Regions from separate parts of the Mus musculus genome. Here all the other regions are linked to region 1. The links are chromatin loops, found by intact Hi-C in ENCODE. Cell type or tissue: heart. All regions are shown on one strand. Links, peaks and the distances in the headings refer to the core of each region. The heading gives the core; the rest is flanking DNA. Region 1 holds the start of Blvra (biliverdin reductase A). Region 2 holds the start of Itpripl1 (inositol 1,4,5-triphosphate receptor interacting protein-like 1). Region 3 holds the start of 1810024B03Rik (RIKEN cDNA 1810024B03 gene).

Region 1 (9,997 bases), core at 1,297-6,296:
AGTCCTGCTAAGAATGATCCCCAAGAAACTGTGTCATCAATTTTTTTACTCAGGATTGTACAGTATATTCCCCCCCCCACATGACCTAAGCTAATATTATAAAATGTTAATGATTTTATGTCACTTAATTTGGAGGGACTGAAAATATTTATTTTGTTATAAATGTTTTATAGCAGGTTTATTCTAGCATTAACTGATTTCTAATAAGGCTGAGACTCAGTTCTCTGCTTTGGTGCAGGGGACACAGAGACTGCTCATCACCTGAATCACACTTGGCTTTGGAGTGCAGAACCTGCTGTAAGGAAAATCTGTGCTCTCGGCTCTGCTTTGCACAGGTCAGGGTTAAGCTGAGGCGGCCTAACACACGCTAACCATTGTACAAGACCATGGCATGCTGGCTGTTAGGCAAACACAATCTCTGGCTTTTACTTTTTAACTTGTTACACTTAATTTTCAGTAATTTGACCATAAAGTATATCTGTTTGCTATTAGACCCTTTTTGCAGTTAAAATTTGTGATCATAGTATAAATGGCCAATTGATTATTTTTTTTCTGGTCCTTAAATCTACTAGTATTAAGTGGATGTTACTGAGTAGTGACTATGTAAATATATCCTACAAATACTTCGGCAAAATATATCATTTAAATGTTATATTTATGCTTCTAGGCCCTCTATTAGTAAAAGAAGAGATTATGCCTTGTGTGTGTGATGGGCCAGAATCTTGAGATTGTATATTAACTGAAATAGTATTTTATAAAAACTAATGGTGCTGTGGGAAATATTTATTTTACCCTTTTTGGTACTTCACCATTGAAACTATTCAGGTAATACAACTTAAGTTATTCTTAGTGGTCAGGCACTCTGGTTTTACGTTATCTCACCAATACTTGCTGTAAAGATGCTGAGGAGGAGGCCAGGTGGTGGTGGTGGTGGTGATGCACGCCTTTAATCCCAGCACTCGGGAGGCAGAGGCAGGCGGATTTCTGAGTTCGAGGCCAGCCTGGTCTACAGAGTGAGTTCTAGGACAGTCAGGGCTACACAGAGAAACCCTGTCTCAAAAAAAAAAAAAAAAAAGATTCTACAGAGCTGTCATCCATAGTTAGAACAAGACAAAAAGTTATATTTTTTGTATTTTTTAAGTTAACTTTTAAGATAGTCATTCATAAATGTAGCATTTTGTTAACGTCGCTCTTAAATACATGCAGTTAAGCCTTGCTGAGAGAGGAGGGTGACGGAATGTCCTGCACTTTGGGTTTCTCCCTTCAGAAGAAGGAAGACTGGATGCATCAGCAGCCTCGGCACTGTCGGGATAGAGGGTTTGGAAGCAGCTGCTCCATTAGCTTGCTCTTCCTCTTTATGTTGCCATTCCCAGCCTTCCCTGCTCCTTACCCAGGCTCGCCCTGACTTTATCAAGCAGTGCGGCCATGTGGTGTAGGACGGGCTCCTTTGTGTATTTTTTCAGGCGTTTCTGTGGTCACTGAGTTTGGTCAGTTGTGGAGCAGGGAGAGTAAGGTATATAAAATCACAGTGACATCTGTCCGAAGGATCATGGTTTTTGCTTTCTTCTGCTTTGTTATAAGGGATGGTTATGAGAGGACTCTACTGGCCTGTCTAACAGCGCATGTGTAAACAGTAGGTTTGGGGTTGAGGCATGACTTCAGATCTGCCAAAGAGAACATAGTGTCACTTTTGTTCTTTCTGAACTCATTAAATAAAATGTAGAGTAACAGGGTTTCTACAGAAATGTTTAATACAATGTTTACAATGTTTATGATTTTAATAAACTAATAATAATAGAAAAGAGTAGATATTTTAAAACTTTGGACCAGTACATATTCTATCTAAACTCACTGCATTATATTCTGAATCAGGCATCGTCAACCTTTTTGATCACAAAATAGGGAGAATTTTAGGTCTAGTTCTTGCGTGGGGCCATCCATAACACCTAGTCTCTTTACTTTATAATCAGCCAATGAGGGTAGCGCTTAGGGGAAGAATGGCTGTGTGCTGTGTGCCGGGCACCATTACCAAGAATGGAGGGCAGCAGAGCCAGGCTGGGGACAGATAAAGGAGGACAGGAAGAGCATGAGAGCAGCGGAAAGGAGGTGGCCAGGCTCCTAGCAGTCACCCAGGCGCTCAGCAGAAGAGCGGCCACTCAGGGTATGAGAGGAGCCTGTCTTACCCTTCCCTACAGAGAAGCTGTGGGAGGAGCTGAGCCATCTGAGAGCCAGTGTACAGGTGTGCCCAGCGCAGCATGTGCTCTGCAGGGGAGTGTTGGCTGACGTGCTAAGCTCTTCCAAATTGACTTATAAAAGTACAGTATTTTATTTTCATTTAACTGTAGGTTCTTTTATTTTCTATGGCTAAACATGATCATTGTCACATGGTAAGCCATAAGAAGTGCACTGACCCTATTCATGTGTCTTTGAGCTGTTTTCTTATGTCAGAACTTTAGGAGAGAACAATGCAAGTGAATAGCAACGTAATAAATGATGCATTTTTTTTTTACTTTGTTTTGGCACTGGACTGTGTAAATTGAAATTTTTTAATTGAATGTATAATAAAAACATCTGTGCTTTTTGGGGTCTGTATGTTCTTTATAATTTAAGTAGATGAAAATTATTTAATCAGTATATAGATAGGTTTCTAAATATATAAATACAACTTGCTCAGTCTGTATGTTTGTTTTTGCATGTGTGTTATATGCACATGTTTGTGTGGCTGTACATATAATCATGTAAATGTTCATGTTTCAGAGGCCAGAGATCAACATCAGGTTTCTTCCTCACTATCTTATTAGTTTTTAACTTTTAAAAATATGGCTTATTCATACATAGGTGCTTGGTGCTAGCAGAGGTCAGAAGAGCCATCGGTTCCCCTGGAACTAGAGTTAAAGAACAAATGGTTGTGAGCTGCCGTGTGAGTGCAGGAAATTGAACCCAGGTGCTCTGCAGGTTCTACAGCACAACAAGAGCTCTTAACCACTGAGCTATTTCTCCAGCCCCTGGTCACTCACGGAAGACGTGAGCTGCCCAGCCCACAGGGTATGCACTACCATACCCAACTAATTGCTATTATGTTTAAGGTCACTCTGGCTGCTGTATGGGTGGAAGATTACAGGGTGATCAGGAAGGGGTCAGTTCTGACTTCTCAGATGGCAGATGATGGAAACGTTAAGAAGTGGTCTGACTCCAAGTTAGGCTTGTAATTGTGCTCCATGCCTTGTCTGGAGTGAGGACATTTATCTCACGAGAAACAAAGATGATTTTTCGTCGCCACCAACCCTGTTAGTTTCATCAGTTTTGTCAAGGGATAAAAAAGGGTAAATGTCAGTGGACTTGGAACAGACTCCAGCCCTACAGGTCAAAGCGTCCTTCAGATGCCTCCCTCTTCTCCCTTACCCTTGGTACACTTTCCTCGCACAGCACTCTGATTCTCCCCTCAGTGCGTCTACTCTTTCGCCATTCCCAGGGTGAGACCAGGCTGTTCCTGGGAAAATGCTGTTTCCTAGCCCTGAAGACAGGGAATTACAAACACTGGTTTTCTGGAATCCTCGCTCCTTACAGGAACAAGTTTTTGTGTCAGATCAATTATGTTTGAGCCGCAAAACTAAACAAGGTCCCGAATATACCCAGGAAAAAAAAAAAGCCCTAGTTGCATTTGGCGCGAAGGGAGCTGACAAAGTAGCGACACCACACCAAACAAGTGCAAAAACACAGCAGCTCGTAATTTTCCCCATTCAGCAGCATGGGCCGCGGGACTCACGGGAATTGCTCGGTCAAGGCTCCGCCTACCATCTGGACAGCCAATCGAATCCTAGCAGCGCTCTGTCTGTAGCTGCTGGGACGCTGCAATTTGGGCGCGCTGAAGCGGAAGCTCGTGAGCCGCTGGTAAGGTGAGCTCTGGCCGGGAGGGGCGCGGGGCTGAGCGCACGACCCTGAGACGGGAGGCCAAGGCCGATAGGGGCCGCGTGCCCGCCATCCTTTCGGGACCCCGGAGCGCCCTGGCCGCCAGCTTCTCTTTGCGGAGCCCTTCGCAGGCCGGACCGGGGGGGGGGGGGGCCTCCTCTCAGGAAGCGGCATTCCCGAGTAAAGATGGTAAAGAAATTAAATCTCCATCTCGTTTAAAAGTGCTGATGGTTTCCGGCCTTACCTAGATGAGGCTGGTAGGTGTATCGTGCACTGACTGGGGGACTGAGCCCCCCACCCCCACCCCTACCCCCGGTTTGACAGTGTCATATCCAGAATGATGACTTTGAACTCTGGAGGTTGAGAGTTTGCGCCAGGTGTGTCTTTTATAATCTCTCCTAGCTGTACTTTATTCTTTGAAAACTGAAAGAAAGAGTGTTGGAAGACCCTGTGAGGGTTGAATTTTAAGTCGCTTGCTTATCTGAAGAACTCAGAGATAAGGCTGAGTTTAGGTCCTACTAAAAACAGAAATTAAAAGGCCAGCGGTGGTGGCGCACACCTTTAGTCTTTAGCACTTGGGAGGCAGAGGCAGGCAGATCTCTGAGTTAAGGCCAAGCTGATCTACAGAGTGAGTTCCAGGACAGCCAGGGCTATACAGAGAAACCCATTATGTGCAGTTTTGGATCCAGATATTTTTCTATTTAACATTACATAATTCCAGTTTTGCATCTTACAGCTGTTATGGGTTTGGGGTATACTAGCTAACCTCTTGGTGTATCAGTGTCCTCATTTGTACAAGTGGGGATAAAGAGCATGCTTGCTCGGTAGGATAGCTATAGCTATGTAAGGCCACAGAATGTTCAACCTAAGATTTTATAAATATTAGCACTCACAATGCACAAAGCAAACACTATAGCACTGGAAAGTTCCCCCCATAATTAATGAAGTTTCTATATTACTTCCAAGAATTTCTTAAATTGTTCTTACTGAATAATTTGAGTTCTTACTGAACTAGAGTTCATTTTTATTGTAATAGGTTGTATTAATAAATATTCAGATCCCTTTCTTCCATTCTGCATTGCAGAGTAGCACATATTGAAGCCACGTGGTAGACAAAGTATTGTCAAGGGCCTTCTTGATGGCTAGAAAACTGAGAAATATGTGTGGCTAACTATACTTGAACTTTTAGAACTAAGGAACAAATTTTGCTGAAACTTAGTACTCAGAGACAAGTATTGTTGCTATTTTGATGTATATAAATTATATACATCTGTATAGCTATTATGTTTTACTTCATAGGTTTTGTTATAAATCAAGGTTGAGGCAGAAGAGTTGCTGAGAGTGTGAGGTCAGCCTAGGCCACAGAGTGTGTTTCGTGCCTCCCTGGGCTACAAAGTGAAATCCTTCCTCAGAAACAAAATTCACACACAAATCCTGAAAAACGGAATAAAAGGAAAGAACTGTTGTTGGCCTGCATTGTAGAAAAATGGGCAGAGTTGAGGATATCCATGAGAGAAGGGTGGCAACCGGGAGTGAACATCAGCAGACTGCTGTCTCCGCGGTGCATGGACGGTGCTTGGAAGGTGCTTGGAAGGTGTAGGGGGTCTCAGAGCAAGGCTGGGGTATGGCAGAGGAGCCTGAGCCCTTCCATGCCTCCTTCAGGGCTGTAGCAACTGTGGCCAAATGCAGCTTTGGTGATGAACTGTTAGGAGAGCTGTGCAGGTGAGGCATAAGTAATCCTGTCTTCCTTTCTTCACTATTCAGTGATTCTTAGTTGGCCAAACACCATTACCAAAGGAGCCAGTCTCTGTGTCCCTGCAGTCTGGAGGTTCTCAAAGATAGGCTAAGCATTTGATATCTGTTTGCTTTGTAAAGTGTATAATATTAAGGCTGGAGAGATGGCTCAGCAGTTAAGAGGACTGGCTGCTTTTCCAAAGGACCCAGGTTCAAATCTCAGCACTCACATGTCAGTTCACGACTGTCTGTAATTCCAGTTCCAGGGGACATGACACCCTCACACAGATATACATGGAGGCAGAACACCAATGTAAATAAAAAATTTAAAAAACATTATTTGTGTGTATGTGTGTGTGTGTGTGTTTATGTATGTACATGCCTGAGGATGACAATACAAGGTGACAAATCCCCTGTAGTTGGAGTTACAGACATCTGTGAGTCACCTTACATGGGAGCTGGGAACTGAATTCTGACCCTATGCAAGAACAGCAAATGCTCTTAACTGATGAGCCATCTGTCCAGAACCATGTTGTGTGGCTGCTGTTATTAATGAAAACATGTTACCTGTAGATCTTAGAGTTTTGGATGTTAGCATATCCTTTAACTGCTGATCAATCTCTCCAGGTCTTAACTGGAGATCTCTATAAAAATGTAATAATTACGATTTTTAATGTTAGAAGCAAAAGTTAGACCCAAAGATATTTTGCTTGTTTAAAAGTTTTGATTCTTTTGGTCTCTTGTTTTTGAAAAATTGCTTGGTATGATCAGCAGGTTCTGATTGGTTCAAATGGCTCATGGTTTCCTGTAATTATCAGACCAAGTAGTTGTAGCATAGGGAAGTGAGATCATGACCTGGAACAAGCCTAAGAACTTGGATGGGGGGCCAGGCACAGTGAAGCACACCTTGAATCCCAGCACTCGAGGGGGAGAGGTAGGCAGATTGGGGCCAGCCTGAACTACAAAGCAAGTTCCAGGATAGTCAGGGCTATACAGAGAAATCCTGTTTCACAAAACAAATACAATAAAATAAAATAAGAACATGAATGGGACCCCAGAATGTCTGGATTTCATTCAAATAAGCTTTAAAATTGAGTTGAATGAAAAAATTTTTTTCGTTAAATATGGATATGCTCTCTATTTTAAGCTATGATAAGTACAGTTTAAATATATATTGAGATATCCATTATTCGGTAAGGGTAATAACCGAGCCAGCTCAGTCAGTCAGTGGGGTCGCCAGGGAGGGGATGAGGATTGAAAAGAAAAAGACAGACAACACCGTAACATGACTCGAGTCACTGCTGAGGCTGAAGCGGGTTTATTTTTTCCCTGTCTGTGATATTCAGGGACTTATCAAGATGGTCAAGATCTTTAGCCTACTTCCTTAACCTCGCCCAATGTCACATTCCTGCTAAATTTCTTGAGGCCGCACCAAGAGCTCTCTACTGAGTAACTTATACATATCACCTCATTTAGTAGATGTACATATAGATAAATCTAAATTATACATAGAAGAGAAAAGGTGAAAGATTTAAGTCTTATTTCTTATGTAACATGAGGATCTTCTTTTCCATCCACTTACCTGGAAATGACACGATTCCATCCTTCAACTCCACTGTAGAAGGTAGACCCTTTGAAATGAAGATGGAAAGAACAAATGAACCCTGAATCAGATAAGAGAGGCTGGTATGGAAGACTGGGGAGGTGAGAGGAGCTGGTATGGAAGACTGGGGAGTGGTAGCTATTGCTGGCCAGTTGGATGGCTGAGGTAAGAGTGAAGGCATTATGTCTGTTTTGTATTTCGCACTTAGGCCCCAGAGGCAAGTAGTTTCTTGGCTTTGACTAGTTGAGCCTCAGCCAAGTTTGCATGTACCTATCTGTCCTCCTAGGAACAGAAGAGATGCTAAGAACTCTCAGTTAACCAGACCAAGCCAAACACTTGCAATCGAGTCAAGAGAATTACAAAACAGCATGTCAACTCTAGAGGAGCCATCTAAGCAGAGTATCTGTCCTGCTGCAGGATATTTGATCACACTGTAAACCCAGAGAGAGTGTGTTATTTACTGCAAAAACCTGTCTCTAGTTGTGTGTGGTTCAGCCTTAGCACACACCTTTAGTCCAAGAACTTTCTTCATAAATATTGTAAACAAGATTAAATAAAATCAGTCAAGTGACAGGAAGTGAACATAGAATTTTTTTTAATTAGGTATTTTCTTCATTTACATTTCCAATGCTATCCCCAAAAGTCCCCCATCCCCCCCTCCCCTACCCACCCACTCCCACTTCTTGGCCCTAGTGTCCCCTGTACTGGGGCATATAAAGTTTGCAAGACCAAGGGGCTTCTCTTCCCAATGATGGCCGACTAGGCCATCTTCTGATACATATGCAGCTAGAGACACGAGCTCCGGGGTACTGGTTAGTTCATATTGTTGTTCCACCTATAGGGTTGCAAACCCCTTCAGCTCCTTGGGTACTTTCTCTAGCTCCTCCATTGGGGGCCCTGTGCTCCATCCAATACCTGACTGTGAGCATCCACTTCTGTGTTTGCCAGGCGCCAGCATAGCCTCACAAGAGACAGCTATATCAGGGTGGTCCTTTCAGCAAAATCTTGCTGGCGTATGCAATGGTGTCAGGGTTTGGAGGCTGATTATGGGATGGATCCCCGGGTGTGGCAGTCTCTAGATGGTCCATCCTTTCATCTCAGCTCCAAACTTTGTCTCTGTAACTCCTTCCATGGGTGTTTTTGTTCCCAATTCTAAGAAGGGGCAAAGTGTCCACACTTTGGTCTTCGTTCTTCTTGAGTTTCATGTGTTTTGCAAATTGTATCTTGTATCTTGGGTATTCTAAGTTTCTGGGCTAATATCCACTTATCAGTGAGTACATATCATGTGAGTTCTTTTGTGATTGGCTTACCTCACTCAGGATGATACCCTCCAGGTCCACCATTTGCCTAGGAATTTCATAAATTCATTCTTTTTAATAGCTGAGTAGTACTCCATTGTATAAATGTACCACATTTTCTGTATCCATTCCTCTGTTGAGGGGCATCTGGGTTCTTTCCAGCTTCTGGCTATTATAAATAAGGAGGCTGTGAACATAGTGGAGCATGTGTCCTTCTTACCAGTTGGAACATCTTCTGGATATATGCCCAGGAGAGGTATTGCAGGATCCTCCGGTAGTACTATGTCCAATTTTCTGAGGAACCACCAAAAATCAAACTGATTTCCAGAGTGGTTGTACAAGCTTGCAATTCCAACAATGGAGGAGTGTTCCTCTTTCTCCAAATCCTCGCCAGCATCTGCTGTCACCTGAATTTTTGATCTTAGCCATTCTTACTGGTGTGAGGTGGAATCTCAGGGTTGTTTTGATTTGCATTTCCCTGATGATTAAGGATGCTGAACATTTTTTCAGGTGCTTCTCAGCCATTCAGTATTCCACAGGTGAGAATTCTTTGTTTAGCTCTGAGCCCCATTTTTTAATGGGGTTATTTGATTTTCTGGAGTCCACCTTCTTGAGTTCTTTATATATATTGGATATTAGTCCCCTATCTGATTTAGGATTGGCAAAGATCCTTTCCTAATCTGTTGGTGGCCTTTTTGTCTTATTGACAGTGTCTTTTGCCTTGCAGAAGCTTTGCAATTTTATGAGGTCCCATTTGTCGATTCTTGATCTTACAGCACAATTCTATTCAGGAATTTTCCCCCTGTGCCCATATCTTTGAGGCTTTCCCCTACTTTCTCCTCTATAAGTTTCAGTGTCTCTGGTTTTATGTGGAGTTCCTTAATCCACTTAGATTTGACCTTAGTACAAGGAAATAGGAATGGATCAATTCGCATTCTTCTACATGATAACCACCAGTTGTGCCAGCACCATTTGTTGAAATGCTGTCTTTTTTCCACTGGATGGTTTTAGCTCCCTTGTCAAAGATCAAGTGACCATAGGTGTGTGGGTTCATTTCTGGGTCTTCAATTCTATTCCATATGGTCTACTTGTCTGTCGCTATACCAGTACCATGCAGTTTTTATCATAATTGCGCTGTAGTACAGGAACATAGAATTTATTTAGAAAAAACCATAGAGAGTAAGAGGGAGTTAGGAGGGTGGTGAGAGAGACACACAGGAAGTAGATGGTTTGATGGGTTTTTTAAATCAATATTTTTAGAGAAGATCTATTTTATGCATGTGAATATACAGTGACTCTCTTCAGACATCAGATACCATTACAGATGGTTGTGAGCTACCATGTGATTGTTAGGAATTGAACTCAGGACCTCTGAAAGAGCAGTCAGTGCTCTTAACCGCTGAACCATCTCTCCAGCCCCCTGACGGGTTTGTTTGTTTGTTTGTTTGTTTTG
Region 2 (9,997 bases), core at 2,133-7,132, 69 kb after region 1:
GGCCATCTTTTGATACATATGCAGCTAGAGACATGAGCTCTGGGGTACTGGTTAGTTCATAATGTTGTTGCACCTACAGGGTTGCAGTTCCCTTTAGCTCCTTGGTTACTTTCTCTAGCTCCTCCATTGGGGGCGCTGTGATCCATCCAATAGCTGACTATGAGAATCCACTTCTGTGTTTGCTAGGCCCCGGCATAGTCTCACAAGAGACAGCTATATCAGGGTCCTTTCAGCAAAATCTTACTAGTATATGCAATGGTGTCCAAAAGTTACTCTTTAAAGCTAGTTTTTGCACCACTTTAGAATGAGGCAGAGTGTTTAGAATAAGGCCCCAGACCTTAGCACAACTGACTCCATGACAGTTTGGACTGTTAAACTTTATCATTTAGATAGGAGCACCTGCCAAATACCTACTCCATCAAAGTCCACAGTTCTGGGAAAGTCTCTAAATGTCCTAACTTTGTTTTTTAGCTTCTGTAGTCCCACTTCTGGCTAACTGTTCATGTTAACTGAAGTATGTCAACCCAGAACATGGTTTTTGTTCTTAAAAGTTCACAATGAAGCTGGGCATGGGCCTTTAATCCCAGCACTTGGGAGGCAGAGGCAGGCAGATTTCTGAGTTCGAGGCCAGCCTGGTCTACAGAGTGAGTTCCAGGACAGCCAGGCGATACAGAGAAACCCTGTCTCAAAAAAAAAAAAAAAAAAAAAAAAAGGAAAGAAAGAAAAAAAAATCACAATGAGAAAGGCTCAGGGCTACACTGAAATCTTGAACACTCAGTACAGGCATCAGCCGGCTAACAAAGACTTTCTATTGGCTTAAACCCACTTCCAAGCAGTCCTCTCTGGCAGACGCCCCACAACAATAGGATTATGTGGAGAAAAGATCACAATGTCCCTCACCTTCCTAAATGCTACTGTCAGCCACCCAGGACTGGACACTCCCCACCTCATCTGGTACTGAGCTTTTTGCCTCTGAAAAAAATCTCTGCAGGTCCCTCACCTTTTCATCCACATCACCTTGCTCAGCTATGATCTCCTTCCCAGTGAGCCCAGAGTGGCATTTGCCAAGTGTAAATCTGACCTCACTCCCATTTGTCTGCTTACCACAGCATCTTCCCAGACGTCTAAAACCCCTTCAAAGATTCCATTGTTCTGGGAACTTCCAAAGGGACCTACAATGATTTACAGCCCCCCATTCCATCCCTGTGCTCGCTGTCTCTCTCTCTTACACACACAGGTTCTTCAGCCTTGCTTTGAGCTTGGCACCTCCCTCCTTCATCCACCTTTTTTCATACTTGTCTTCATCCTACCTGCTCCTAGCACATTTTTCTGTATGCATGCTCTCTTCCACTTAGAAGTCTCTCCAGGCAGAGGAAGGCGGATTTCTGAGTTCAAGGTCAGCCTGGTCTACAGAGTGAGTTCCAGGACAGTCAGGGCTACACAGAGAAACCCTGTGTGTGTGTGTGTGGGGGGGGGGTCTCTCCATCTTTATCTTCCTCCAGTTAGCTCCAGTCAGGTTTTGGCTCTTACCATTTTCCCAGGAAAGTATTCCTGGAAACATGGAAGGCTCCTTATTGGAGACTTAGATGTTTAAACTAAGAGCAACAAGCACTGGAGGGGTAGTGGGTGGCTCTGAATTAGAGGCCCCTGAAGAACTGGTTTGGAACCTCTGACAAAGGAAAGATGCTAAGTGACCCACTGGCTGAAGCTGGAGGCTATGCTATGCCGAAGCAATAATGAGCCTCCTAAACTGACTGCTTGGCTCTGTGCCAGCTCCATACCCAGTGTCGACAGGCCAAGCATGCCCAGGCAGGTCTTTCACGTCCTACTCTGAATGCCTCCTTTGTTTCAGAGTTAAGGCTATGAAGGGTGCCAAAAGATTAAGTGATTTATCAGTAGCATCAGAGGCACATGAAGCTCAGTTCCTCTCTTTGTACAGAAGTGAAGTACTCGGCCCCTCCCCCACTTATAGGCTGCCAGAACCCCGACAGCACAACAGATTCTACTTCCTGAAAATCCAAAAGAAACAGCCTTAGTTTGGGTGAGGAACAACAGTTACCATTTGGCCAAACAAGCAACCTTTCGCTACAGATTTGCTGGCTTTTGCCCTAACAGTTTCTAATTTAAGTCATCAAGTTACTGAGACCAAAAGGGATTGCTGTTAAAATGACTTTTCAACATCCTGGCCCTATCTATGGTGGTGCATGCTTTTAGTCCAAGCACTCCTCACCTGTGTGAGGAGTCAATATGCCAATGCACATAAAATAAAAATAAATAGATCATTTAAATATATAGATAGATAATCCCAGCATTCCTGAGGCAGAGGCAGAGGCAGGTGGATCTTTGGGTTCAAACCCAGCCTGGTCTAGTACAGCCAGAGCTACACAGAGAAACCATGTATCCAAAAACTAAAAAGAAAAAGAAACGACATAAAAAAGGAAATTGCTTTACATTCTTCTCTCTATCTCTCCCCCACCCCCACCCTGCCCCCTTGTATGAAATAGAAATCCCTCATCTAAATCCTGGGCTATGAACTAGTAATTAATTTTAGAACTTTCAAACAATAACATACCGCCCTGTTCTTAAAACTAATATAATACATTTGCTTTTCAGAGCTATTGTACCGGTTCATCTTGTTTCATTCCAAAGCCCACAGTGGAAGGTTGCTAGGCGGGTACGTTATTCCAGGTGCCACTCACTAGGTGTGCGACCACAGGAACGTGCACACCCTCTCTGCGTCTCAGTCTCTCACATGCACAATACAGAGCCTGTGCGATGTGGTGGGCTATCATATAAGGAAGGAGTGAATTCCTACTGAGAACAGCAGTGCCTGCGCCACTCAGAGGACTCTATTCACATTACTGGAAGTGCTGCTGCATCCTGAGGGCTTGCCAGGTTCTGTATCAGAATCAAGGTTAGCATCCTATCTGGAGAGGTTCTCCATTTGATTGTTAAGAATATCCCCAGTACACTACAGATCTGTTCTTTCCATTACTCACCACCCCTACCCCCACCCCCACATAGACACATACACACACACACCCTGTACCTTCTGCCCCACCCAAGCTTTGCTGACTATTCCCTTTGTAGCCTTCCCCCCAACTCATAATTTCACGTTTTCTTTCTTGTCTGTCAGATGAGAAACAACCCTGCAGACGTAGCAATCACAGCACCGTCTTTCTGCCCCAGCAGACTCCTACAGCGTGCTGTTTGTAGTTACTAAGAGCTTTTAATTTAGCTGAAATCTGGGTTTAGGCACCGTGGAAATTAATAACTTAGACCTTCCTTAACTTTATGAGTTTTTTTTCCCTCCTGGCCAGTGGCCATGCCACTGGAAACCACAGGGCAGACTGGTTCAAGGTGCATTGAGAAACACCAGGATACACCAGCCTGAGCTGTGAGAGTCACAAGAACTTCTTGGGAAAGGTATGTACCAGTGTTGTTAGTGAACAGATTCCAGTTCATACAGAGACCAGCCTCCATACATTTTTATTGGAGTTAATATAGAAGCAGATAGTTTTCTCAAAAGTCTACAGACATCTTAAAAACAGAATTCCCACCAGCACAGAGGCATCACCGCATCCTTTTACCTGGAAAGCAGGTAACATGGAGAATACTATACCTCTGTGTAGCAAGAATTTCAAAGATTGACATACGTTTCTAGAATTCTTTTATTTTTGGCTATGGTATGGATCCCTCCACAGAAACCCCAAAGGCTAGCATCTGATACCTCCTTCCTCACCAACTGCAGAGGGAAAGTCAAACGAAGGGCCAGGGTCTCCTTCCCAGATTTCCTGGCAGTGTTGGGTACAGAACAGCTTTGATACTTCAAAAACAACCACACCCATAACTATTTTTTTAATACTCAAGATGCAGGTTTTGGAACAAGAGGAAAACGTGACAGTCACCGACTACAATCAGGGCTCTTGGAACTGATCTACTTCACAGGCCTTCCTGCCCAGGCCTGGCAACCGGCCTGGATTGTGGGGACTCCTCGTTTCAAAACCACAAAGTTCAAGAAACCTCTGTGTCATCTTTGAAAAGAAAATGGAAAGCCATCACCAGAGGAACGCACAGTGAGCGGCAGCTCAGCCTTTCCATGTAACAAACAGGCCACTCTCTAGGAAACAGATTGTCCATCGTAGAGCCCCCAGAAAATCATCACCAGGAAGAGCTTTCTAATAGCGCTTCCAGGAACGAGGAGGGTCATCAGGTGTCGCTGGTTTCACTAAGTCTAGGAAACACATTTTCTTAAAATGGGATGAGTCACCACTAACTCATAATGAATCAAAACTAACAAATATTTGAGTACTCAGACACACAAAAACAGCTATAAATTTGTGTGCCAATGAAGAAAAAGAAAAGAATGGGGCTGGAAAGTTGGCTCAGTGGTTAAAGAGCACTGGCTGCTCTTCCAGAGGATCCAAGCTAAATTCCTAGCACCCACACAGCAGCTCACAACCATCTTTAACTCCAGGTCCAGGGGAACTAATGCCCTCTCCTGTCCTCTGCAGGTATTACATGCGTATGATGCATAGATTAGAATGCAGACAAAACACTCATACACATGAACTACAAATACATCTTTGTCTGACAGTGGCAGCATACACTCCCAGCACTTGGGAGGCAGAGGCAAGTGGATCTCTATAAGTTCAAAGCCAGCCTGGTCTATGGAGTGAGTTCTAGGACAGTCAGGGCTACACAGAGAAACCCTGTCTCAAAAAAAAAAAAAAAAAAAAAAAAAAAAAGAAAGAAAGAAAGAAAGAAAAGAAAAGAAACATCTTGGTTGTGCTTTCAAACCAGTCATGAAAACTTACATCTTGAAGTATAAACTGTGGCTGTCGCTTCAAGGGAGAAAGGTGGGAGGCATCAGTTTGGGTGGGAATTACGCTAACAGTGCAACACAAGCTGTTTCACAGGGAACACGGAGCCAGTCACAGAAAGAACTGAGCTAGCACGGAGGGATCGCTGGAGCTTTGGCTTCCAGGGTTGATACAAAATGCAGTTCAACAGGATCTCAGTGCCACAGCGGCAATCCCCTCCCATAACATTTGTTTTCACGCACTTTTACTTTCTTTAGGTCATGACTGAAATTAAGTCAGGAGATAAGCCCTCAGCCACCCCCAGCTCTCCCAGATCAGGCTCCACTGGCTGCAGCCTTCTTCCCACGGGCAAGGCGAAGGTCAGTCACATTTGCAGCCTGAGGAATCAGCAATACCTATCTACATGTATATATTTTAATGGTCTTTCCATTAAAGTCCTCCAGCCACTGGGGAGCAAGGTAGAGTTTTCACCTGGGCCAAAAGGTTGTGGAATTCCTCCACTGCCTGCGAGTGTGCCACTGGGTTTAGTACCAGGTGCTGGAAAAGATTGACAGGCTCAGCATTCCGAAATGCCTTAGGAATGGGTATGGTCAGGGGCAGGTAGGTGTTACCAATGAGGAAATGATGGAGAGACCTTTGCTGGAGGCCTCGGCCTAAGAACCAGAGGAGGTCCTGGAGGCGCAGAGAGAGCATACTGTGCTGCCAGTCTGTCAGAGGCAGTCGTAGCAACAAGTGCATGAGGGCTGTCTTGAAGTGGTAGGAGGTGAGAATGGGGCGAGATGCTCCCGGGGGTAAGATCTGATGGTCCTGAAGACTCAAAACGATCTGCAGGCACTTGAGGTGGCAGGTGTTCTCAGGGGCAAAGCGCCCCACCAGCTTCAGAAACAAGTGTTCACAAGCTGCAAAGGACTCAGGCCAATCCACACTGGTGAGCTGTTCTTGCTCGGGGGCCTGACTCACCAGGTAGACCAAGGTATCTTCCCGTTGCACCCCTAGAACCAAACTGATGGACAGAGAGCGGCCTGAGCGGTAACCCAACCTGAGCTTGCAGGAGGTGGTGGACGGTGGGAAAGTGAGCTTAAAGTCGTATTTGTGGGCCACTAGTGCCCAGGCATTGCTCACCATGTTTCGGAACCACTGCACGGTCTTACACACGTCCAGGTGCGAGCTGGTGCAGAGAGCTGCCTTGATGGAGCTAGTACACTTGCTCAACATGGCTGAGTGGTCCCTGTGGTGCACCAGGCACAACACATCCCCCAAGAGCTTCTCATGCTTGCACATGCACTCAGAGTCCACCTTCACACAGCCACAACGACGGCCCAGAGCCGGATCTCTCATCTCCAAGATAAACATAGTGCCCTGGGGAGGGACAATGGGCACCAGGACATCGAAATTCTGGGTCTCGTGGAGGGTTCCCCACTTCTCAAAGGCAGCCCCAAAGCCCAGGCAGTCCTCCAACTGTGGGTGAGCCTCCCGGCGGCTGAGCACCCGGCAGGCCTCAATGAGATCATCCACAAAGCTCTCCACAAACTCACAGGTGCAGGGCAGGTCACGGATGGCATTTTGGATATAATGTTTGTAAAAGGCTTCCAGGGCTTCCTGGGAGGGAAAATCAGAGAGCCGGGTGTAAGAGGAGACGGGCACGACACGGATCTCTTCCTCTTCCTCCTCGCTGCTGGACTCAAAGGCTGGCTCGTGCTGCATGCTCTGTCGTAGGAGCTCAAAGATGAGAAAAAGGCAAAAGAGGCCTGCATTCCACAGGTTTCCCAGTATCCAGCCCAGAGGCCCCCCATCTTGGCCACCGGCCTGGAAGGGCCATCCCATGTCCTTCTTCCCCAGCACTAACTGGTCACTGGATGTATCCCCTCTCCAGAAGTTCTCCACTTTCTGCTTCTGCTCAGCGGCTCGGCTCCTCTCTTCAAACTCCATCTCTAACTGCCGCATCTCCTCGCTCATTCGCTTCTCCAGCTGCCGACTCCTAGCTAGCGTGTCCAGGTCCATGCGGTCACTGACCATCAGGGGGTGGTGAACAACATACATCACTGCCAAGAACATGAGGCTTATCACAGCCATGGAGGCCTCTGCATCTGGAGGAGTAGGAGGGTGGGGATCAGTGGTGATTTCCGGGGCACATCTGTTCTCCAGCACAGAGTCCCCAGAGCCCTGGTACCTCAAATCCTGGATGCCAACTACTCAGGAGGAACAGAAAGTGCATAGAGCTAGGGTGGGAGTTAGCAAGAACGGTCCGCCTTGGGGAAAGGAAGTGGAGACCATAGGATGTACCCTGAGTCAACCTCTTTCCTTCCACATACCGTGGGTGGTGTTTAGGGGACATGAGACTGTTTTTATTCCAGTATAAGATGGGAAGGGGGACCCTTACAGTGGGGTGGCCTCACCCGACTCATCGGTCCACCTCGGGCCCCAGATATGCCCTGCCAGTCCCAGAGGCTCCCTTCCACAGGCAGAAAACACAGAATCTTGTTCGGGCAATGTCTTCCCCATCCTTGGGTAGCCAGCTTCAGTCCCTAGCTGCAGCATCCCACTTCCTCTGTGACTTCACAACCCTACCTTGTGTCATTAGACCACTTAACCTCACCACTCTGCCCTGCAGGTGCCAGACTTGGCACTGTGCTGCCAACTCCTTAGTATTACAGTGATGAGGTTCTGAGGCAGGCTAGCATATGGCCATCAGTCCAGCTGCACTTCTCAGTCCAGGAAAGTGCCTGCAGAATTCAGGGGCCAAGACCCAACTGACAGACAGTAGCAGAGATTCCCTGGCCCCATTGCCCAACCACTGAAACCTGAAGCTTCCGGCCTTCACCCCAGTAATTCACCAGCTATGGGGCTTCTTGAGTCATGAAAGGCAGTGCACCATGGCCATCGAGTTCAGGTGAGGGGCACTCCTCGCTTTGGAATTAAGCCCAACTGCCCCCTCCATGTTCAAAATACCCGAGCCACCGGCCCTGCTTCAAAGTGAAGGCCCCCCTCTACCCTTAGTAACTTCCCCCAAACTCACCCATCTCTCCTGACCCAATAAAATACCCAAATTTAAGGGTTTCTCCTGGAACTAGGGGCTCAGTTACTCACGGTCTCAGTTAGCAGGAGAGCGTTCTTAAAGAGACAGCGCGACCTGGCCGCCCTCGCCTTCTTCCGGGCGTACGCGATGCTCCCAGTTCATACTCCACACAAACTGAGAGAGTCCACCTGACGAGCTCTTTCTGGGTACAGACCATGTCTCCGAGGTCCAAAGTCTGCGGGCAGCGGACTGCAGCGACTACCACGCGGTGCTGGTCCCGGCGGACTCCAGCAATCCACAGCGGTTCCCGCCTCAGGGGTTCCGCCCCGACAAACCCCACCCCTTGCTCGAAGCCAAGAGGCGGGGCCCAAGGCAGGGACTCTTCCAGAGCTGGGGCCCTCCCTCCCTATGGGGCCCTTCCTCCCTATGGGGCCCTCCCTCCCTAAGGCCTCACACCTTTTTGTTTCTAGTCGTCCCCCCTAGGGTTTGAAGGGACAGCAGAGCATCTGTGGCCACGCGCTCACAGCTATTCTGCTTCATTCCGTGGCACAAGGCTGAAGTGCCTGCTGCCACTCCCACCAAGTTTCTTTTACCAGGGCAATGTGTGCTTATTGAGAATTTGGGTGGGAAGGTGAGAAAGAAATTAAGGACTGGGAAAAGCCATTCTCACTTCCCTCTGGCTCTATGCAAGGTGAAAAAGGAAATGAGATGTTTTTAGGCACCACTAATAAGCCTCACTCGATGGGAAGATGACTCATTTGGGTACAGAGCCTGTTGCCCAAGCACGATAATGTGAGTTTGGGTCCCCAGACATCCACCTCTAATCCAAAGTTTAAAAAATGGAGCTAGACAGAGCCACTGAGCTTAAGTGACTGGTATAAGGTTTTATTAAGAGACCTTGTCTCAAAGTAGAGATCTCTAAAGACGATGATTTTGCACCCAGGTGCACAGGAGGCAGGTCCGAGCATACACATGCAATACTACACACACATGCACAGGTATATGCATACCCCACTATAGACGTCACTTCCCCAAATCAGGTATCTTTCCCTAATCAAAGTGACTCTTAGGAAAGGACATCTGTCACTCAAAGACCTGCCTTGGAGCATTGTTTGTCACTTACTAGTCACATAGAGGTAAGAACCCTAAACCTAGCCAGGCAGTGGTAGCACATATGTTTAATGCCATCACTCAGGCTGTAGAGGCAGGCACCTCTCTGAGTTCAAAACCAACATGGTCTAAAGAGAGAGTACCAGGACAGCCAGAGCTACACAGAGAAACCTGGTCCTCTAAAACAAAAACAAAAAACAAAAATTCCTAAGCCTTCAGGCAGCTCTGCTGATCCTACGTCCATAGCAAAGAGAACTTCATAAAGTGTGAAGGCACGACAAGGCTTACTACATGTTAAGAAACCCCAACAAGAGGCTGGAGAGATGGCCTAACGGTTGAGAGCACTGACTACTCTTCTGAGGGGACTCAGGTTTGATTCCCAGCCACTTGCATGGTAGTTCACAACTGTTTGTGACTTGTGCATGCAGTGAACATACATATGCAGGCAAACACACCAATACACATTAAATAAATAGATAAAAAACAACAAGGGGCTAGAGAGATGGCTCAGCTGTTAAGGGAACTTACTCTTCTAGAGGACACTCATTTGGTTCCCAGCAGCTACTAAGTGGTTCACAACTATCTGTAATTCCAGTTCCAGAGAATCCGACAACCTGACACCCTCCTTTTATTCTATGGACTTAGGTACAGAGTTCATGTGGGCAAAACATACACAACTTTTTAAAGTGAATCAGTCTTTAAAAAAAAAAAAATTCCACCAAGCTATCTCACTTAAAGATCACACTTGAATTAACAAATATCTCTTTATCTCATTTATCTCATTATCTCATTATCAGTGAACATCTTTTGTTTCCACCACCACCACCACTTTTTTTCCCCAACTTGTTTTGTTTTGGAGATAGGGTCTCACTACACTGAAGCCCTGATTGGTCTGAAACACAGAGATCTACCACCTCTGCCTCACAAGTGCTGGGATTATAGGTGTATACCACCATGCCCAGCTCCAAGTTGTATTTCTATTTTTACTTTTTATGTGTATGGGTGTTTGCCTGTATGTATGTACGTGTACTACATATGGTGCCTAGTG
Region 3 (9,997 bases), core at 1,645-6,644, 140 kb after region 1:
TGCTAGCCATATCTCCCTTTTCCTATTTCAGTACATTCTTTAAACAAATGACCCTCACGATCATATCTGGTGGATGTGATATGGTGTTTCTTATACTAAATAAGTTTTCCTAGAGGTGTCCAGTTCCACACACAGTATGAAGTTTTTCCACTAACACCCTGAATCTTATAGTTGCCCTATATATATTTTGGCTACTCCACAACTTCCATTTGAATTGATGGAGAACCCAAAAGTTAAATGGCAGATTTTCTTCAGAATTCTATTTATCTGAGTCACATCTACAAAATGGTATAGGACCTAACTAATTAGTTATGTATATTGGAAGACACAGAGTCCCAAAATCATGTAAGTACTAGGAAACGTGAATGTGCCTTCATCAAGGAAACACCAGCCATTTCCTCAGAAGAAATCCCGAGAGAAGATCTACAAAATAGCATTAGAAATATTTTTAATCGCGTACCAAATCCAAGAATAAAAGCTTCTTTAAAGCAATGAAAATATGGCCATGGGTCGGATGCAGCAGGTTAGGTAGTGTGGTTGCGGTGGTGGAATTTGCTGAGCATTTCCTAGACCTCAGTAGGCATATCGGTGGCTTTTCCCAAGGTTGCCAAGACCCGGCAGCGAGAACACAAGAGAACGAAGCCAGCCTGGCTTTTGAAAACACCTGGGTTCTGGAAAAAAAGAAAGATTACAAACTTCGAGCAAATGACCATCATAAAAAACAAGATTTCTTCACAATTCTCTGGAAGAAGGCTCTTGAAAAAATTTCAGAAGAATTCTACATTAAAGTGACTCCGGCCAAAATCCAGGATGGAGTTCGTATTTTTAAAGAGAGCAAGGAAGAAGTAACAGCTGAGCAGCTAAGCTGATGAGAACTCAGAACATCAAGTACATAGAGAGGAAAAGGATTGCAGAAGCAAAGAAAATTGAAAGACTGAAATCAGAGCGCCATCTGCTGGATTTCCAGGGAGAAGCAGCAGAATAAGCACCCCCTTCCCTTCCCCTCTTCATCTCAAATGCTGGGATTAAAGGCCTGTCCCACCACCACCCAGCTGAAAATGTAACTTTTAAAGATAAAAAAAAGTTATATGTAAGAGAACTCAAGGCTCATTCTAGATTCCCTCCAGTGGCTTCCCAGAAGACAGGTAACTAGTGAGCAAGAGTGGACACTGATAACCTCATCAAATTACAAATGACACCACATCAGAGTCCCTTCCGCCTGGATGGAAAGGACTCCTTCAGGTACTTCTAACCACTTGTTCTGCAAAACTTCAAGAGCTAAATCTTAGATTTATATTTCTCAACTCAAACTTTTACCCACTTCTGAGGACACACTCAAATGGACTCCAGGAGAGCTGAGTAAATCTCATCTTCTATCACAGTGGTGAGTGAACACCATACACACAGAACTCAAACCATCCTCACAATATTTATACCTCTCTCTTCCCATACCTCTAAAACCCTTTTAGATTTATATATATATTTTTAAATTGTCTAAGTTACCTGGAGTTTTCCTTCGTGTGTTTCCTAAATGATAAGAAATCTAAAGGTGCTCACTGCATCAGAGGCCACAGAAAAATGAAACGGGAGAACTGATTTCATAGAGTTGTCCTCTGATCACTACACGTACACCGTGGCACTTGCACCCCACCACACAAGTCACCCTGTCTTGCACAAATCATACATATATACACCCATTAAATTTAAATAACAGTAATCTTAATTTTAGTGAAACTACATATGAGGAAGATATTATCTCTCACCATGCTTTTGTTGTAGTTACTTGCTTATCTACATGTTTTTCCTTAAACTAACTCTCCAACCTTAAATAATGAAAAAAAAAATAGGGCTGGAAAGATGGCTCTGCTGTTACGAGCATTTGTCGCTCCTGCAGAGTACCTAGGCCCAATTCCCAGCACCCACATGGCAGTTGACAACTATAACTCTAGTTACAGGGGCCCTGGTGCCCCTTTGTGACCTCCCCACACAACAGAAAATACAAGTAAATATTTTAAAAATAGAGGCTGGTGAGATGGCTCAGTGGGTAAGAGCACCCGACTGCTCTTCCAAAGGTCTGGAGTTCAAATCCCAGCAACCACATGGTGGCTCACAACCATCTGTAATGAGATCTGACGCCCTCTTCTGGAGTGTCTGAAGACAGCTACAGTGTATTTACATATAATAAATAAATAAATAAATATTTTAAAAAATATATTTTAAAAATATTATCCAAAGGGGATAAAGAGGTGGCTCAATGGTTAAGATCACTGACTGCTCTTCCAGAGGTCCTGAGTTCAATTCCCAGCAACCACATAGTAGCTCACAACCATCTGTAATAGGATCTGGTGCCCCCTTCTGGTGTGTCTGAAGAGAGCGATGTTTGCAGTTACGTAGAATAAATAAATAAATAGAAAAAAATTATAATTTTTAAAGTTATTCAAGACTGTCAACACTTTCATAAAATAATTCTCTTATTTTCAGTATAACATTCAGTTTTTAAATTGACAAGGGCACTGGGCGTGGTGGCGCACACCTTTAATCCCAGCACTTGGGAGGCAGAGGCAGGCAGATTTCTGAGTTCGAGGCCAGCCTGGTCTACAAAGTGAGTTCCAGGACAGCCAAGGCTACACAGAGAAACCCTGTCTCGAAAAACCAAAAAAAAAAAAAAAAAAATTGACAAGGGCTTATTTTATATCTTCCAAGTGGAACTCCATTTGGGAAGGTAACTATATTTGAAATGCAAATTCTTAGACCCCCTAAACGATAAAACTTCTTCCTACTAATAAAGAAGAAAAAAAGTAAATGAGTCCAACCTAGGGTTACTATGCTGCTCTTACTGTTAAATATGATAAGGTACAGCTTGTCACAACCATCCATAGCTGCAGCCACGGTGTTTATGAGTTGGAGGCAGGGGGATCAAGAGTGCAAGAGAAGTCTCTGGATAGCAAGTTTGAAGCCTGCCTGGACTCCAGGAGATCTTTTCTCAAAAACCAGATAAGGGCTAGAGAGATGGCTTAATGGTTATGAACACTGGCTGCTCTTTGAGAAGACCTGGGTTCCAACCCCTCCACACACATGGCAACTCACAACCTATCTGCAGCTCCAGTCTCAGGGGATCTGACACCCTCTTTTGGACTTCGTGGAAGTCTGCATGTAATGATACACAAACATACATGTAGCCCAAACACCTATCTACATAGAATAAAATGTAAATGATAAACCAAACAATAAAAAAAAATTGCCAGCAAAATGGCTGGGTGGATTAGGACACAGACTTAAGGTTCACTCGTGCTTATTAAATATCAAGGGAAAGCAGAACTCACTGTTTTGCTTTCAGTGTTGTGTAGAGAATTATGAAAAGACTAAATACCACCTTTACATAAAAGGTACCACTACTGCTGAATAAAACTGAATAGTAATTCCATACATATTATTTATTTTTCATATATTTCTTTAGTAAAACATTCGTGTCACATTGAGGAGGACAAAGTTATACATATGCTGTAATCCGCACACCTAAAGTCCTGACAGGCTGTGACAAAAGATTGGGCACAAATAGTTCTTCCTCTACCGTCAGTCAGCTGACACAGGGGAGAGTCTTGCGGAAAGGGGTTTGGGGTAGAAATCCAGTCGGTTACTAGAACTAGGTACATGCTAACTTGCTTTTTTTTTTTTTTTTTTTTTTTTTGTCTTTTTGTTGTTGTTTTGGTTTTTTGTTTGTTTTGTTTTGTTTTTCGAGACAAGGTTTCTCTGTGTAGCTCTGGCTGTCCTGGAACTCACTTTGTAGACCAGGCTGGCCTCGAACTCAGAAATCCACTACCTCTGCCTCCCGAGTGCTGGGATTAAAGGAATGCGCCACCATGCCTGTCTTGCTAACTTGCTTGAACCTTCAGCTTCCTTATCCCTTAGTTTCCGTTTGCCTGCATGTCTGCCTGCCTCACAGGATGGCTGGTATGAGAAACCAAAAGAATTACAGAAAGGGACTTTCAACATACGCTTAGGGGTTGGGCCTTGGCTCTGTCGCAGGTAGAGATGCCTGGAACCACAATTTGCACGCGCGTGTGTCTCGTCGGTCAATGGAATCCTTGACCCGGATGTACTACTGTACATCTCCGCAAACCCCGCCCAGAAGCAGTGGTTAGTAACCGGAAAGTCTCACGTTTAGCGGGCGTCCCGGAAGCGGAAGCAAGTCCGTTTCTTTTCTCCGTCCCTTACGTTCGTCCTGCGTTGTACCTGTTGTGCCAGGGCGGTTCGCTGAAGCGGTTCGGAGCGTGAAGAAGAGTGGAACCCTGAGTTCCCGGAGCATCAGCAGCCATGGCGGATGTGACTGCCCGCAGTTTGCAGTACGAGTACAAGGCGGTGCGTGTGGTCTCGAAGGACCGGTGCAGACAGGGGAGGTCGTGGACAGCCACGGACACTTGAGCGGGAGATCAGAGCTGGGTGAAGGATGGATTAAAACACGAAGGAAAAACCCCGTGGAATTTGGGGCGCTTGAGAATTTAGGAGTTGGGTTTTCCCCAGCCCCCTCAGCGCTAAACTCGCACCTTCTTCTCTTTACCCGCAATGTGCCCAACATTTTACCCAAATGTGGGCTGTTGTGGATGCTCTTAGGAGCGCTGGTCGTTCACCTTCTCAGACAGCAATAGTGCTCGCGCATCGTGTAATGCTATGTTATTTCTTCTTAAGAGCATGATTTTTTTTTTATTCCACTGTTTTCCCATCATCTGCTGTCACTGTAATAACAGGATTCAAAACTATACATATCAAAGTTTTGATAAAGTATGATCTTTTCAGAACTCAAATCTTGTGCTCCAAGCTGACCGCTCTCTCATTGACCGGACCCGCCGGGATGAACCGACGGGAGAGGTTCTGTCCCTGGTTGGGAAGTTGGAGGGAACCCGAATGGGAGATAAGGCTCAACGGACCAAACCACAGATGCAGGAAGAAAGACGGGCCAAGTAAGTACTAAGGGGATGCTGGATGCTATTTTTCCATCTAATGTAAAGCCCATCTTTAGCATTAGAGCAGTAGTTTTACTCAAGTTTATATGGAAGATGAGTGGTGTGTGCACAACAACCAAGGTTTAGAGCTTCTTTGGATTTAGGTGTAATGAAGTGGAACAAAATCTATTGATACCTTTTACTGACTCGTTTCTGATTCATAGATGTTAATTTTCTTCCGGTTATCTTTTTAAAAGATCTGTTTTATTTTTAATTACGTGCATGTGTATGTTCGTGTGGGTTTGTGCACACGTATGCAGATGCCTGTGTGGAGGCCAGAGAGGGTTTGAGAGTCCCTGGAGCTAGAGTTACAGGAGGTTTTGAGTTACCCAGTGTGGGGCTAAGAACTGAACTTGGGTCCTCTTGGAAAGCAGTACTGGGGTGAACAACTCGACTCTTCTCTCCAGCCCCATCCCCGACTGTTTTCAGGACTTGAGTTAATCTCCTCTCTGTAATTCACCTCCACCATGTTGTTACAAGCTTCTCTCCCCAACCCTTCTCTCCTTTTGTTGCCCAGCACTTCCTGATGATTTCTGTTGTCTTTTCATGTTGGTGGGTTCATTTCAAAAGTTAAATACTACTTACTTTATTTTGCCTGCCTTGCTTTTCTTTTCTCTTCTTCTCTTTTCTTTTCTCTTCTTTTCTTTCTTCAGAACAGAGTATCTTGCTCTGTAGACCAGGCTGGCCTTAAACTCAGAGATCCACCAGCCTCTGTTTCCTGAGCACTGGGATTGGAATTAAAAGTCCTGTGCCACCACCTCCCGGAAAATTGTGTTTTCTTTCCCCTCCGTCCCTCTCTCTCTCCCCTTTTAAAAAATATTTATTTTATGTATATGAGTACACTATAGCTCATCTTCAGACTGTAGCTGCCTTCAGACATGAAGAAGGCACCTCAGAAGAGGTCATCGAATCCCATTACAGATGGTTGTGAGCTACCACGTGTTTGCTAAGAGTTGAGCTCAGGACCTCTGGAAGAACAGTTAGTGCTCTTAACCGCTGGGCCATCTCTCCAGCCCTCTCCTCTCTCTTACTATGGAGTCTTAACAATCCCCAGGCCCTGTTTGATTTGAGTGCTTATGTTTTAGAAGAGCTTAATTATTGTTCCTTGGTCCTTCAGTTTTCAGAGTCTGACGTCTTTTCTAGTTGTTTATTGGGAGTCATTAAGAGTAAATTCCACTGGAGCCTAGTTTCTCTCACTCCTAAAAAGTGATGGATGCATCTAAGGTTAAAAAAAAAGTCTAAATCATATTATAAAATCTCATATGGATATAAAAAGATGTACATTTTAAGATAATGGAGACTGTATCTCATTGTAACAGCATATCAGAAGATGGCACATTTTCTTTCTATAAATCTGTCCCATAAAGAAGTGCTTCTTCAAATCACTAAGGTCTGGTAGGAGTTAATCATTTTGATTCATGTTCCTGCCTTCACATATTAGACGTATAGAAAGGGTAAGCTTGGCTTAGGAATGGCCAGTTCTTCCATTCAGCATCATGTTGTATGTCCTTTAGGAGGAGAAAACGTGATGAGGACCGGCATGACATGAACAAGATGAAAGGCTACACGCTGCTGTCTGAGGGCATTGATGAGATGGTGGGCATCATCTACAAGCCTAAGACGAAGGAGACCCGAGAGACCTACGAGGTGCTGCTCAGCTTCATCCAGGCTGCGCTGGGAGATCAGGTGAGCCAGTCTTACCTCTGGATTTTCCCAGTAGGATGGGGAGGGCAGTACCATTCGAGCAGAGAAGTAGTGAACATGTTCCAGGTCAGAGGCAGGCTGCTGAGTGCCTCTTTCACCTAGAGACATGTGGCAAGCTGTTGTGCAAGTTGTCTTCTGCTTCTGAAGACCACCTATGCCCCCACGCCCAAGCGCTCGGGCTGTCTCCAGGAGCTCACTAGTTTTAAGCACATGAGGCAACACTGTGTTAAGTCCTCAACAGCTCCCTCTAGGCTTGAAGGTTGCTTTTGTTTGTTGGTGTGAGATGAGGTCTCCTGCAGCTCAAGCTGACATCATACTCACTATGTATTTAAGCATGACCTTGAACTTTGGTTTTGTTGCTGCTTCCCATGTGCTAGGATTGCAGACTTGTGCCACTGTGTCCTGTTAACGAGTGTTCAAAGCCCAGGATGCTGCATATTTTCTTGTTTGCTTTGTATGTATATACACCATATAGCCCCAGTACCCTTAGCAAAAGAGGTTTCAGATCTCCTGGAATTTGAGTTGTGATTTTTCTTTTGAGCCATCATGTGGGTGCTGTGAATTGAACCCAAGAGCAAAAGCAACGCAGTCCTAACTTGTGAGCCACATCTCCAGCTTGTGTAGTTTTGAAGATGCATGCTTCTTTACTTTATATTGTCACAAAGCTGGTCAGTGCCCTTCTACATATTATTGTTGTACGTTGTTTGTATTCTCAGCCTCGAGATATTCTTTGTGGAGCAGCTGATGAAGTCCTGGCTGTGCTGAAGAATGAAAAGCTTCGAGACAAGGAGAGAAGACGGGAGATTGACCTGCTGCTGGGTCAGACAGATGATACCAGATACCATGTGCTGGTAAACCTGGGCAAGAAGATCACAGACTACGGTGGCGACAAGGAGATACAGAATATGGGTACCTGAGCTCTTTGTGTCCAGACCATGTTTTGTGGTTGTTGGCCTTTCTGTTGAATACTCAGCATCTTTGTTAAAATTTTAGAATAGCATTGTTTCCATAGCTTATGTTGTGTTGCTTAAAGAGAATGGTGATCTGCAGGCCTTTTGGCACAGGCTTATCCCAACAAGTCAGCCTGGTTTGCATAGCAAGTTCCAGCTGCAGGGTTCCTAAGCAAAACCCACCTAAGAAGAATAAAGTGGAGAGTTATCTCTTGATGTTTGGTTGTGAGCCTTATCCTTTAGTAGCTGAACTATCTCTGCCACCCTGGCAGCCATTTTTAAATTGAGACCTATTGTGTAGACAGTGAGAGAGAGCAGGGAGGGCTTAGGAGCTGAAGAAGCAGAGCAGGGTAGAATCCAGGTTGGCAGGCTTGAGAGGCCTTGGTGCTTGTTTTCGTGTTGGTTAAGTCTGTGTGTTCTGGCCTGAGAGTAAGCAAGCCAGGCAGCTGAGGAAATGGGCTTGAGTGTCTCCACACTAACCACTGCCCTCTCTTTGTAATCCCACATCTCCTCAGATGACAACATTGATGAGACTTATGGTGTGAACGTGCAGTTTGAGTCTGATGAGGAGGTGAGTGGCTTTAAATGGATCCCTTCTGTTGTGTGATGTTACCAAGGTAGTGGGAGCTCTTCTCATAAACTGAAATTCCTAGCTAAATGCGTTTTACAGTGTTTTGTGGTATACTTACAAATTTTGTGTCATTCTGCTTAAGAAGTTATTGTGGTTCACGTTAGGTTCTTTTAGAAGCTAATCTAAACTAGTAGGTGTACACTGACAGTTTATAATAAACCAGATAGACCAATGAAAGTAGGAAGGAGGACTGAGAAATGCCATCCTGTGGGCACAGTGCAGTTATTGCAATCATGAACTCAAGCAGCTGCACTTACTTACTGTGGGCCTGTCCAAGACTGGCCCTGTCAACACCCAGTCAGAGATTGGGGAGGAGTCTTCTCCCTGCTACCTAACTATTGGTTATTGATAGATTATGGAAAGGGGGTCATTATCTTCAGTCCTGTAACCACTTCTAAGCCTTCTGGTCTCTGATGGTTAAATTCAGTGGGTCACAAATAACACAAGGAGGCATGAGTGTGAGAAACAGATGTGTAGGGAAGAGGAGGCTCCGTGAGGTGTGGGGAGCTGCAGTAAGAGAGCTTGGTATGGGGGCTGGCGAGATGGCTCTGTGGTTAAGAGCGCCGACTGCTCTTCCGAAGGTCCAGAGTTCAAATCCCAGCAACCACATGGTGGCTCACAACCATCTGTAACTAAATGTGATGCCCTCTTCTGGAGTGTCTGAAGACAGCTACAGTGTACTTAAATATAATAAATAAATAAATCTTTAAAAAAAAAGAGAGAGAGAGCTTGGTATGCATTGTGTGCGTGCATGAAATTGTCAGAACCCATTTAATCAATAAAGAAAAAAGATAAAGCACATCTTCAGTGACGTTGTGTCCTGCTGGAGTGTTTTAACCATAGTATAGTAATTCACGGCTTTCGAGTTGTGGGCTAATTGCTAGTTTAAGAATGCATATTCACCTAAGAGTATGGATGTAATTGTACTTGGCTATTTAGCTGTTGTAGCAGCTCCTGGGGTTAAAGCTTGCCACTTCTAGATTATAACTAAATATGAATAGTGGGACAATTGAAAAAGGAAAGTTGAACCAGGAATGGTAACACAGTGCCTACATTCCCAACAGTCAAGAGGTTGAGGCCAGCTAGGCTACATAGTGAAATTCTCTACATGTCTCTTAAGTCATTTTTTTTTCAGATTTATTTATTTTATGTATGAGAACACTGTAGCTGTACAGATGGTTGTGAGCCTTTGTGTGGTTGCTGGGAATTGAATTTAGGACCTTTGCTCTCTCCTGCTCAAAGATTTATTTATTATTGTAAATAAGTACACTGTAGCTGTCTTCAGACACACCAGAAGAGGGCATCAGATCTCATTATGGATGGTTGTGAGCCACTGTGTGGTTGCTGGGATTTGAACTCGGGACCTTCAAAGGAGCCGTCAGTTCTTTTAACAGCTGAGCCATCTCTCCAGCCTGTCATTTTTAAAGTTGGTTACTTTAGAGTTTTCAGTGAGTGAGTTTGTGTTCTGAAAAAGAAAGTACCAGTCCTGAAATGTCCTGGAAGATAAGATGTTACTGGAGTCAGGGTGAGCACTGAACTGAGAGCCAAGGAATCTTGAGTTTGAGCCTGTATCTTAGGCAGGTCATTTTGCCTCGGTTTCTGTTTTAGTAAAACAAAATGCTACTTCCTACAGAATAGTTAATTGGTAGAGTTTTTCTTTTCTCTTCCTTTCTTTCCTTCCTTTCTTTTTTTCTTTCTTTTTTTTTCCAGAC

What was found. Peaks named below come from ENCODE experiments on the same cell type or tissue, not always from the same donor. Only the 100,000 strongest peaks of a DNase experiment are listed, where the experiment ranks them.
Region 2: a loop joins it to region 1, with 2.2 times the contacts of the local background. A loop is called at or near these places in 6 of 42 quality-filtered maps.
Region 3: it touches region 1 in a loop (5-fold over the local background); 4 of 42 quality-filtered maps call a loop at or near these places.

The regions. Positions count from the first base shown.
Region 1 is chr2:127,066,835-127,076,831 of GRCm38, forward strand. It overlaps Ap4e1 (adaptor-related protein complex AP-4, epsilon 1), which reads left to right. Exons shown (of 21, transcript NM_175550.3): 21 at 1-2,980. It overlaps Blvra (biliverdin reductase A), which reads left to right and starts at 3,823. Exons shown (of 8, transcript NM_026678.4): 1 at 3,823-3,896. In heart, for the core only: a CTCF peak has its summit at 3,926; a DNase peak (open chromatin) is centred at 3,827; H3K4me3 peaks cover 1,729 bases; H3K27ac peaks cover 1,633 bases.
Region 2 is chr2:127,135,305-127,145,301 of GRCm38, forward strand. Itpripl1 (inositol 1,4,5-triphosphate receptor interacting protein-like 1) reads right to left here and starts at 8,153. Exons shown (of 2, transcript NM_001163527.1): 1 at 7,911-8,153; 2 at 3,465-6,910. The coding sequence starts at 6,896. The coding sequence ends at 5,253. Gm35347 (a long non-coding RNA gene) reads left to right here. Exons shown (of 3, transcript XR_374955.4): 2 at 2,614-2,914; 3 at 3,321-3,439. In heart, for the core only: CTCF peaks have their summits at 2,852, 4,510 (motif pointing left) and 6,849 (motif pointing right); DNase peaks (open chromatin) are centred at 2,917, 3,967 and 6,937; H3K4me3 peaks cover 465 bases; H3K27me3 peaks cover 1,319 bases.
Region 3 is chr2:127,204,180-127,214,176 of GRCm38, forward strand. It overlaps 1810024B03Rik (RIKEN cDNA 1810024B03 gene), which reads right to left and starts at 4,101. Exons shown (of 2, transcript NM_198630.2): 1 at 3,996-4,101. It overlaps Snrnp200 (small nuclear ribonucleoprotein 200 (U5)), which reads left to right and starts at 4,207. Exons shown (of 45, transcript NM_177214.5): 1 at 4,207-4,359; 2 at 4,795-4,958; 3 at 6,515-6,686; 4 at 7,421-7,613; 5 at 8,170-8,225. The coding sequence starts at 4,315. In heart, for the core only: a CTCF peak has its summit at 2,361 (motif pointing left); a DNase peak (open chromatin) is centred at 4,122; H3K4me3 peaks cover 2,169 bases; H3K27ac peaks cover 1,325 bases.